Regions from separate parts of the Homo sapiens genome. Here region 1 is linked to region 2. A link is a loop called in an ENCODE intact Hi-C map of the cell type or tissue named here. Cell type or tissue: mammary epithelial cell. All regions are shown on one strand. Each heading gives the region's core, and the rest is flanking DNA. Links, peaks and the distances in the headings are about the cores only. Region 1 has its middle 29 kb from the start of LINC02893. Region 2 overlaps GAS1RR (GAS1 adjacent regulatory RNA).

Region 1 (5,383 bases), core at 329-5,328, 87 kb before region 2:
TAAGTCAAAATTTAAGAAATATTTAATATAGAACAAACCATGAAAGTATATTTATACAATTAAATTAAACATTAAATAAATCCAAATTAATTAAATCAACTTGATTTAGTTTGAGCAAAATGCCCTCTATTACAGTATTTTTGTTAATTTGAATTTAATTAGCTTTGTAGTTTCATTTGTATTTGATGTGCGAATATGTTTTGAGTTTACAGTTGCATAAGCTTTGCAACTACAGAGGTCACACTTAGGTTTAGGTTTTTACATATTTAAGTGACATTCTAATAAAAATGATTTTTGTCAGGACCAGGGTTCCAGAGCATTTTTCTCCCCTTATAAAGATTTAGTGTCCACTGACTCAAGTTTGGCACTTGCTCAGTGTCTGGGGTGAACCGGCTAACTTTTCTGCGCCTACGTTCCCTCATCTCTAAAACAAAGATGTTCTCTGCTCACCACCCTGCACCCCCGACAACAACAAAACAGACTTTCTGTGGTGTCCCCAAAGCTCCAGCCCTGCTCCTGTCTGGAAAGGTCATGTGGTAAAAGTAACTTGTGTTCTTTTTCCCTTGCCCCTTCGCTGGGGAGACAGGTCGTCTTTATCAGCATTGTGTTTTGTTTGTTTTTGCTTTTAATCTGTGAGCGTTTTTTAAAAAACGAAGTCAGATAATTAATAATAATGTAATCTGTATTTCAAAATTTCTGAGACGATAGATTTTGAACGTTCCCACTAGCTTGAGTTCATCATTCTGTATTGTATACATATTTCAACCACCACATTGTACCCTCTAAATATATACAATTGTTGTTTGTCAATTAAAAAAAAAAGAGTCAGATCTTTAGAATCCCAGAAATGAGCTTCTCACTCAGGCTTGGCTATATCATTTTTGGGGCCCAGTATAAAGTAAAATTGTGGGGGTCCCTGTGCAGAAAGCAGGGAGCAGTGTTAGGAATTAAAATATCAAGCATTTCTCCCCCCATTCCACTCCCTCTTGATCTGCTGTGGTGTTTTATAGTTCCTATTTAGTGTCGCTGCCTGCAGGGCCAGTGCAGACCCTCACAAGCCCACAGAGGCCTTCAAAGCATGAGCGTGTGCATTGGCTGCCATGATCCCCCTCACTTCCCTGGATCAACTTCCCCTGACCCAGGCAGATGGATGACCCCCTAGGTATTGTCACCCCTGTAACATGCAGTCAAGGCAGATGAGAGGCTTACCTCCACCAAGTCACCCCGCCAATGCATCATGATGCTGCTGCCTTGAGACACCTGAAAATCCCAGTGCCTGTGCCTAGGCCCCGACCAGGGCCAGTTGCTGGGTGCGGGCAGGGAGGAGGAGGAGGCCGAGCAGGACCCAGAACTCCAGAGAGTAGGAAGGCCAAGAACATGTCCCGAAGAGGACCCTGTGTAAACCAAATCTCCAAGCCCTCAGCCTCAGTGCCTGCTTCCCTGTCTCATCAAATTTTATTTACAAAACACAAAGCCAAAGATGATATGATTAAGAATATCAAGATGACAACCACAGAATACTAAATTCTAAGGACAACCCTCTTGAGGGCAGGACCCTGTGCAATTGTTCTGGCCTCAGGCCCATGTTCCTGTTTCAAGTTAAGGTAGCCAATAGGCATGCTTATTGTGATGGTCATTTTCCTAATGTGAGGTCTCTCCCTCTAATGACTACGCAGAAATCAGAAAATTCATTGCATGCAACAAAAGGTGTACATCTGAATGGGAGAAAATAGATGGGCTCAAGGAGAGCTATAGGTGGCAGAGCCTAACTCCTAAATGGAGCACCTCAGGGCCCTCCATCACCAGGAAACACCAGGCACACTGATGAATGTGCTAATTGCAGGTCTGGGTGGGCAGTGCATGGAGAGGCAGAGTTGGTGTGGGCTGCGTGGGATGTGGTGCAGGGAGGGTAGGCTTTCCTTCTGCTACACACACAACAGCAGTGTGGCTTGCACAGGAGCTGTCACCCTCCTGACAGCCAGGATTTCCCTTGATGTACCCATCTACGCTGGGCTCTGAATTCATTTTGGTTGTTTTGTTTCCTGCAGGCATTCCGTGGCCAAATGTAAGATGAGAGGTTGAGAATTTCCCAAAATATTCAATTCTGTTTATAACATCTGACTCCTAAAAAGAAAGCCAAATAAGCTGGTGTTATCAACCACCCAACAAGTCAAATTCCTTTTTTTTTTTTTTTTTTTTTTTTTTAAGACAGAGTCTGGGTCTGTCGCCAGGCTGGAGTGTAGTGGTGTGATGTCAGCTCACTGCAACCTCCGCCTCCTGGGTTCAAGCGATTCTCCTGCCTCAGCCTCCCGAGTAGCTGGAACTACAGGTGCATGCTACCATGCCTGGCTAATTTTTGTATTTTTAGTAGGGACAAGGTTTCACCATGCTGGCCAGGCTGGTCTCGAAATCCTGACCTCGTGATCCATCCACCTTGGCCTCCCAAAGAGCTAGGATTACAGGCGTGATCCACAGTGCCTGGCCTCAAATTCCATTTTAATCCAGAATCTTTTCCTATAGTTAAAATTGCATAACTCCAGGACCTAATGCCTGCACAGGGTACACACCCAATAAATATTTGTTGAATGAATGGCTGAGTTATATGGTTTGGCTGTGGTCCCAACCAAATCTTACCTCAAATTGCAATAATCCCCATGTTTCAAGGGTGGGGCCAGGTGGACATAATTGAATCATGGAGGCAGTTTCTCCCATATTGTTTTTGTCATAGTGAATAAGTCTCATGAGATCTGATGGTTATATAAATGGGAGTTCCCCTGCACACTCTTTCTTGCCTGCTGCCATGTAAGATGTGACTTCGCTCCTCATTTGCCTTCTGCCATGATTGTGAGGCCTCCCCAGCCATATGGAACTGTGCATCCATTAAACCTCTTTCCTTTATAAATTACCCATTCTTGGGTAAGTCTTTATTAGCAGCGTGAGAACAGACCAATACACTGAGTAAACGAATGCATTGATTTGGAGTTTTCGTCTTCGCGTTGACACAATTTTTACCCCCTTACAATAACTAGAAAAGGTAGACAGAACAAGTGTTATTTTCCCATTTTACATATGAGGAAATTGAGATTTGGAAGGATTAAGTACCTTGCTCAAAATTACTCAAAGTTATTGGGCTTCCTGTGCTCAAATGTAGGGCTTTTCTGCTGCTACAGGGTACACAACAAAATTCCACCCTGATGGCTGCGCCACCTGCCCTACTTTGCTCACAAGCCACATTTATGGTTATCTTTTAAGTTTTGTCTTACAAATTTTGTCTTTTAAGTTTTATCCCTTTGGTGAACCAGGGCAGACAAATTGCATTTTTGTGGACTCTGTGTTTCATTGGCTAGAGGTGATGATGAGCTATCAACAGTAAAATGCTTTAAGGAAATCATCATCACCATTATCACACACACACACACAAACACTTTTAAGAGACATACTTAGCTGTGGAAGTATCTCTCCATGTTCTTTTGGTACAGAAAACATCCTGTTTTCCAGGGATACACACTTCAGGAGATGGAGGAGTGGACAATCATGCTTAAGTACTTAAATTCTAGGGCTCAATTTGCCAGAATTCCTGTTCTGAACTTTATTCCATATTCCATGAATGACCTTAAGATGTTATTTAGTCTCTCTTGACCTCAGTCTCTCACATGTAAAGTTGAGATCATAAAAATAGAAAACTTGGAAGGGTGTTGTGAGATGGGCTGGTAAAGTGCTTACAGAGTCCCTAACACGTGGCGAGAGAATAACAGGTGTTCTCTTGTTTCTAGGGCAGGCAGAGACTGCATCAAGGAAGGATGAGGCCAAAGCACTCAGACATAGATTTGTTGTGAAGAATTCCCCTTACATATACATCATTGCACATCTCTGTGCATGTCGTCAGATTAAATCCCACTGTCCAGCTGGCTAAAAAATAAATTAAACATATTAACCCAATTAAATAAAGGTACGAACTTCCGTATTTGCAAGTGCATCTCAATACTTCTCTATTTTGTATAAGATTCAGCCATAGGGCACGGAATTTGCCCCTAAATCTCAAAACATTAGTCATTTTGTGTTTCTTTTATCTTTCTCTTTATTTCTTTCCTTCTTTCTTTCAAAACTTAAAGTTGTTTTCTGGCTGTTTGAAAGACAGTTTCAGAAAATAAAGCTGAGATTGAAAAAAATCCTTATGTTGTTTGTTGCTAAATTCATCCCTAACTGTGACTGGGGCTCCCATTTAAAATGAAATGACTCAGGACAATTTCTACTGGAAAATGAATTACTCCAGGCTTATGTTTCCTTAAATGTAAGCGTGTGAGGCAATCTCTTTCTACAGCTTCTAAATGAACAGCTGCCTTGAACTTTCTCATAATCAACCACACGAAGCTCTCATCCTTTGCTTAGTTCCTCCTTCAAGATGAATCAGGGAAGGGAAAGATGAAACGGGCTGGTGGGGAAGCATCCCAGCAATCTTCAGACAAGTGGAATTGAAGGAACACTTTCAGATCCTCTCCCAAAGCCTGGCTGCAGCCAGAAGTGTGAGCTTATTACCACAACAATATTACCACAACAGTGAACTCCCCATGCCAGCTCAGTTCTCATGGTGGCTTTACAGTGTACATGCCCATTTGCTCATTTCTGCTGTGTGGAAAACAAAACTATCCAAATGTGTGACTTCAGTCACACATTGCTTTTCTTTTGAGATAAAACCTGCTAATGGGTATCTAGGTATAGGTGTCCATTTGATTAATGCTAAGCTTCTGAATAGCAGAAAAGACTAAGAAATCCAAGGAGAGAACAAATCAAGATAAAAGGATATTTTGTGATTCACTCACTTAACGAATATTGAGAACCTTCTGTCTTCCAGACACTGTGCTAGGCTTTGGGAATGGAGACATGAACAAGACAGATGTGAAAACTGCCTTTTGGGGCACTTAGGTTAATGTGGGTAGACAGACATAAACATATCTTTTAGGAAATATATTTTAGGGGCTTATATGTCAAAACAAGCAAGCAAACCACAGCCAGTGCATTTTAGCAGCTTGGTCTTCTTATCTGTGTTGTCATGCTGTGATTACTGGGAATTACCTCAAACCTGAGACTGTTTCTTCATCAGTAAAATGGGAATGATTCTACTTACAGGTTTGTGGTGAGGCTCAGATGAAATGACTGCTCTCTTAAAAGCATTAAGTTTGATTTTCAAATTTTGATAAGATCAATTTTTATTGAGCTGCAATTTTGTATCATGCAATACACTAAAGCACTTCAATAGACAACATCTCACTCAGACTTCATGAGACAACTCCATACAGTTGGCAGAGGCACCAAATGGATGAGCTTAATACTAAGAACTGGTTTCATAGGAACTTATTGCCTTTGCTGGAATACAAGATTCAAA
Region 2 (5,383 bases), core at 228-5,227:
GACGATTGGACGTGTTCACTTATCTTTCTTTACTGAGTTGTCACATATCTTTCTCTACTGAGTTGTTGCTAAGCCCTGTAATGACAGGGCACTAACTTATTTGACCTTGTTTTCCCACCACCTAATTGAGGACCTTAATAAATGTTGATTGAATTTACGAATGAACTACTTTTGCTCACGGCTAGCATTTTCAGTCTTTTTTCTACTCTCTAGACAACTTATAATCCACAAATAATCAACAAATGACTCAGTTACAACCTCCTTTCCCTGCAAGTTGTTTATCCAATCAGTGACACTGACAGATTTGAAATTCACCTCAGGCCAAAAGGGTAAGTCAAATAGGCTCACAGCTAACAGGAGAGAATGGAATTGCTTGGACAGCCATAAGTAAAATCATTCAATCTTTAGTAATGAGAACTATTTGGTTTTTACTATTTCTTTATGTCTGAATTACAACATCTTCAAGATAATTAATTTTACAATATTATATCACAATATTGGCTTTTTCCCACCATCCCTTCCATCATCATTAGCATATTTGTATTCATCCTTGTGCTGTCACCTCATAGGGTCAAGATGGCTGCCAGTTCTCTAGGCATTGCATCCACCATCAACAACTAAGTGGAAAGTAGTGGACAAAAGGCTTTTTTCTCTTGGGGCTCCACCTTAAAACTTCCATTTTTATTTCTTTGGCTAAAAGTGGTTATCATTTATACTCCCCCTAGAGCACTCATTGGTAAAGAAGAATGGAGCTAGTATCATTACATTAGATCAACCAGAATTTGTCCACTGGGTCTGGGTCTTCCCTCATGTTGAGAGACCTCTGCTGGCTACATGGACCCAAAATCTAGGCCCTTTGTGCAGAGAAGAAGGTACTAAATGGCTGTTTGGTTGGAAATGAACTGCATCACAATTATTATCAAGAACTTATAGATAAGAACATAGAGGCTCAGAGAAGTTAAACAATACCATCAGCAGTACACAGCTCATGAATAAAATGCAAGATTTCAATCTTCAATGCCATCATCAAATTAAGCAGTTCTTAAAATATATAAGGCTTGCAAAAAAAGAAGGGAACCCCTTGGAATTAGGGCATTCCTGAAGAAGCAAGTTAGTAGAAGAGTGAAGAGAAAAGGAAAAGTTTTACTTAGCTGTCTACTATAAGCCAGGTAGTATGTTATTTACACTGTTTCCAGACTTAGAACAATTGATTTTACAAAGAAGGGCCCAGAGAAGTTAGGTAACTAGCCCAAGGTCACACAGTTTGTTAATATGGTACAACTATTGAAAAGCAGGTATTCTCATTCACAGCCCATGATCTTTGCATGCCATTGCCCTGTCCTTTTGTGTAAGCACACAAAATGGGTGTCTGGAATCAAAACTTACACCATGAGAGGGAAAGTCCAAAACTGAGCCAAGGGATTGCTGGGAGAAGGAAGGTAGAGAGTAGATGGCCGTCCAGGAATCCCTGTGTTCCTCTAATTGCCTGATGCTGTGTTTTCAGACAGGATTCATTGTCCGCTGCCCACTGAACTAGTCCCTCAGAAACAACTCTGCTTCTGACATTTTCCCATAAAGCTGTCACAATCCAAATTCTTACTTATTTAAAACTAGTTATTTGTTTAAAGCCATATGAACACAGTGGTGGCTGTGGGTGGCTGGGGGCCAGCAGAGTGATCTAAATGGCCTAAATTATATGGAACCCTCATTTTCTATCCTGACAGCCTGCCTCTGAGATAGAGTCTGGGTCCAAGAGTGGAAATCAATTTTGAGCTGAGGCGTGCTAATAATTACTTCTGCAAAGCTCTTGCTGCCATATCTAATTCTCTCTGCGGGAATTCTCTGTGATGAGGGATTAGATGAGAGATAAGAAGTTTAAAAGAGCAAACATCAAAGTATCTTTCTAGAAGTTTCTGTTGGGAGTAAGAATGGGACTCTGTGGATAAGTAAAGCTTCAGAGGCAGGCAGCCTTGGTTTGCAATGCCAGCTTTACCATGTACTGGCTTAAGATTGTCAAGATATTAAATTTCTCCATGAATTTTATTGGTAAAAGTAAGACTGACAAAATTGGCCCTTTGAATGCCTGTGGGCATAGCGCAAAGTAAAGCTCAGCCCATTGCTTGGTACACAGCAGGTGCTGTTTACTGTCACATCTTCCCAAAAGCTCCCTTCTCAACTGGCTCTCTTCCACCCATTTGGATAAGGGCTGAAGAGCTGTTCAGATACCTGCTCCAAGGCCAGGTATCTAATGCCCAGTTGTAGAGGCATGCAAAGCGGGCTGACGGCGCCCTTAACATTTGGTAGTCATCAGATAAACGAGACCCTGATGCCATAGGTCAGATTCTGACATTACAGCTAAGGGAAGCCAGTTGCCTAGAAATGGAGAAACTGGCTGGCAATTAAGCAAATTTATAGATATTTCTAAAATTCCTAGGAGCCTAGATTTAGCGGGGAAGGAGAGGTAGGAGTAGTGGTGTATTTTACCAAAAGCTCAAATAAATCCAAACCCAACAGAATCACTGCTCAGAGATGTAAAAAGACAAGAAAACAATGAAAGGGCAGAAAAAGATTATTTTTCAAAGGTTTTCTGGTTGGGACAGCAGGCACACACATACTCTGTTTCTTTTCTTCATCTTCTCAGGCTGGCCCCAGGGTCAGAGGAAGAACCATCCTCCTCTGGTTTGTTTTTATCGACAGCCTCCAAAGGAAAGTTTTGGGAGAACTTTTTTTTTTGCCAATTTGGATAATGTCTTGCCCTCTAATCCAGAAAGTGGATTTTTTTTTTCACCCAGCCTTGGAAATCAATGCCAGTTTGTTTATTTATTTATTTATTTATTTCTGTAGAAATTTTGCACAATTTAAATATGTGCATGTTCACATTGGCTTCATTTTTCTTTTCTTTGCATAGATTTCCAACTTAATCAGGAATGGCTGGATACTGTAACTTTTTGGCACAAACAGCAAAAAGAAAGGGGGGTAAGTGTGGGGGGAGTTCTTTTCCAGGACTGAACTGTTTGCACTCTTTGTTTTGATGGTGCCACCTGACCCCCCTGGGAAGGGTTGAGTTTCTCCACATCCATCACGCCTACAGAGGGCTGTGTCAAAAGCCCGACCAGGCCTCCCCCTTGCCCATCTATGGCTGATTATTCACTGCATTGTGTTCTGAAGACGCACAGGCTGTCACGGAAAAGGTGCCTTCCTGCCTAGCCGCTCAGGACATTGACTCTTGTGAGCCGACTTTCCTCTCTTATTCCCATATCTATGACCTTCTCTTACTGTTCAGAGCCGTTTCAAGTGTGAGCTTGCAAGGTATCGTTTTTCCAAAAATGTTGGCCCATAACCATCGGCATTCAGATATGAGTAAAAAGATATGTTGGTAATAAAGCCAAACATAACAATTAATGCGTCAGGATTCCAAAGCACATTTTGCAATACCAGCTCATGTTGCAGCTGATGTCAGAATGTACATGCTGTTAATCTAATGAAAGGGCACAAGGATTTCTCTAAGTCCTGCACATATGAAGACGCTATCAGATCATCTGACTTTTTGTTTGAGCACATTGTGTACCACATTGAAAGTATTCCAGCTTGATTTCTATCCTTCGAAAAATTCTCTCCTTATCTGCTGAAGTCAGATTTGGATATATTCGCAAGGGAGTAAAGATTTAGCTGATCAGAATTGGAGTCATTAAGCAGGCCTGGAAATTCCCTATCAGGCACCCACGCCAGTGTTTCTTGGTGCTGCATAGCTTAAGAATTTGGAAGGAATGGGGCAATGGGCCAAACAATCTCATCTCTGAGGTTTTTTTTCTGAAATTGATGAAGGCACTGTGCAATCACGCAGGATGAAACATTGCAACTAACTAGATTGCCTTTAGTACCTTACCCTAATTAAGCCAGTATTGAAACTGTATATAAGCAGTGTACCAGGAATTGCAAACTCAGGTGCCCAGAGGACCACATAGGACAGTTGGAGGGGATGCGAGACGGTACAGTAGTGGGGACAGTGACAACCAGAGAGAGCATTCTTTGTCTAGAGGGACATTCACTACTCTTCTATCCTGAAAATGCAAATATGGCAAGATTTTCTATTTTTTTCCAAGAAAAGTCAAAAATCCTGATGTTTAGGATACATTTTTAAATCTTGGCTACCAATTCAATTAAAAAAATCCATGCAAGTAAAGAGTCTGACTGCTGAATTTGGCCCTTATGATATTAGCTTTTAATCTCTACAACAGACTAGAACTTGGAAATTTGTTTCTACACACAGAATTTGAAGCTTGACAAGTTGAGAGTTATAGTGACCTTTTTCTTGTGACTTCTTGGACAGTCTGTCACTCAGTCCTGCACAAAGAATGATTCAAGATAAGGGCTTCTTATCCATGGGCATCCCGGGGTCCTTCACCACAGTTAACACACATTGGGGATTGATTCAATGATGCTGCTCTTTGTTTCCTATGACTGCTAGCCCAAATTGCCACAACCTTGGTGGCTTAAAACAACACTAATTTGCTTCTTGACAGTTCCGTTGGCTGGAATTCTGACATGGCTCTCACTGGGCTAAAATCAAGTGATGGGCAGAGTTGCATTCCTTTCTGGAGATTCTGGGGGATAATCCATCTCCTTGCCTTTTCCAGCTTCTTGACACTCCTGCATTCCTTCCCCTTTCTCGATCTTCAAGGCCAGCAGTGGCAGGCTGAGTCCTCACACGACATCCATCCTATCTTGCTTCCATCACCATGTTCCTTCGGACTTTGGTTCTTCTGCCTCTTCCTCCACATTTCAGGTTGCTTCTGATTACGTTGGGCCCTCCTGGATGATCTCCCTATTTTAAAGTCAGCTGATTAGCAACTTTATTGCCCTTTGCCATGTAGCCTAACATATTTTCAGGAAGGCCTGTTGAGATGTGGATGGGAGAACCTGGGGTTGAAGCTTTAAAGTGAGACCAGTGAGCCACTGGCTTTTAACCTAGGGAACTCATGTTCCATTGACTCTTTGGGAACCTTCCCATGAATGACAGCGCATTTCTGGTGACTTACTACCTGGTTGCTTACCTAACGTGAGGGCTGTAGACGGCCTTTGCTTCTTGTCATCATTTCTCCTCTTATTGAGTTTGGGAATCACTGGCCATTCCAGAGTAACCAAAACCAGAATACAAACAGCGTTACATGGGGCAAAGAGATCAGCAAGGGATGAACATAGAACCAAGTGTTCTCAATGTCTGCTTTAAATGCCTGCTTTTATGGAAGATGTACAATGGTCTTACCATTCATCATTTTCGTAAGTCATATGATATTTCAGCATGCCATTCATCCCATTATTTTTGCATTGAACCAAAGCAAGTTTTCTTCAACTGCAATTTTCTTCCCTAATCTTTGGAGGC

What was found. Hi-C counts contacts between places; a loop is a spot of excess contacts. Peaks named below come from ENCODE experiments on the same cell type or tissue, not always from the same donor. Only the 100,000 strongest peaks of a DNase experiment are listed, where the experiment ranks them.
Region 1: it touches region 2 in a loop (5-fold over the local background); 2 of 110 quality-filtered maps call a loop at or near these places.

What each region holds. Positions count from the first base shown.
Region 1 is chr9:87,068,887-87,074,269 of GRCh38, reverse strand. No RefSeq gene overlaps it. Among named protein-coding and RNA genes, the nearest start is that of LINC02893, 29 kb to the right of the region's middle. In mammary epithelial cell, for the core only: no CTCF peak of the experiment used is centred there; a DNase peak (open chromatin) is centred at 2,649; H3K27ac peaks cover 1,163 bases.
Region 2 is chr9:86,981,809-86,987,191 of GRCh38, reverse strand. It overlaps GAS1RR (GAS1 adjacent regulatory RNA), which reads right to left. Exons shown (of 7, transcript NR_049794.1): 3 at 5,267-5,383. Among named protein-coding and RNA genes, the nearest start is that of GAS1RR, 36 kb to the right of the region's middle. In mammary epithelial cell, for the core only: no CTCF peak of the experiment used is centred there; DNase peaks (open chromatin) are centred at 3,291 and 3,711; H3K4me3 peaks cover 146 bases; H3K27ac peaks cover 2,356 bases.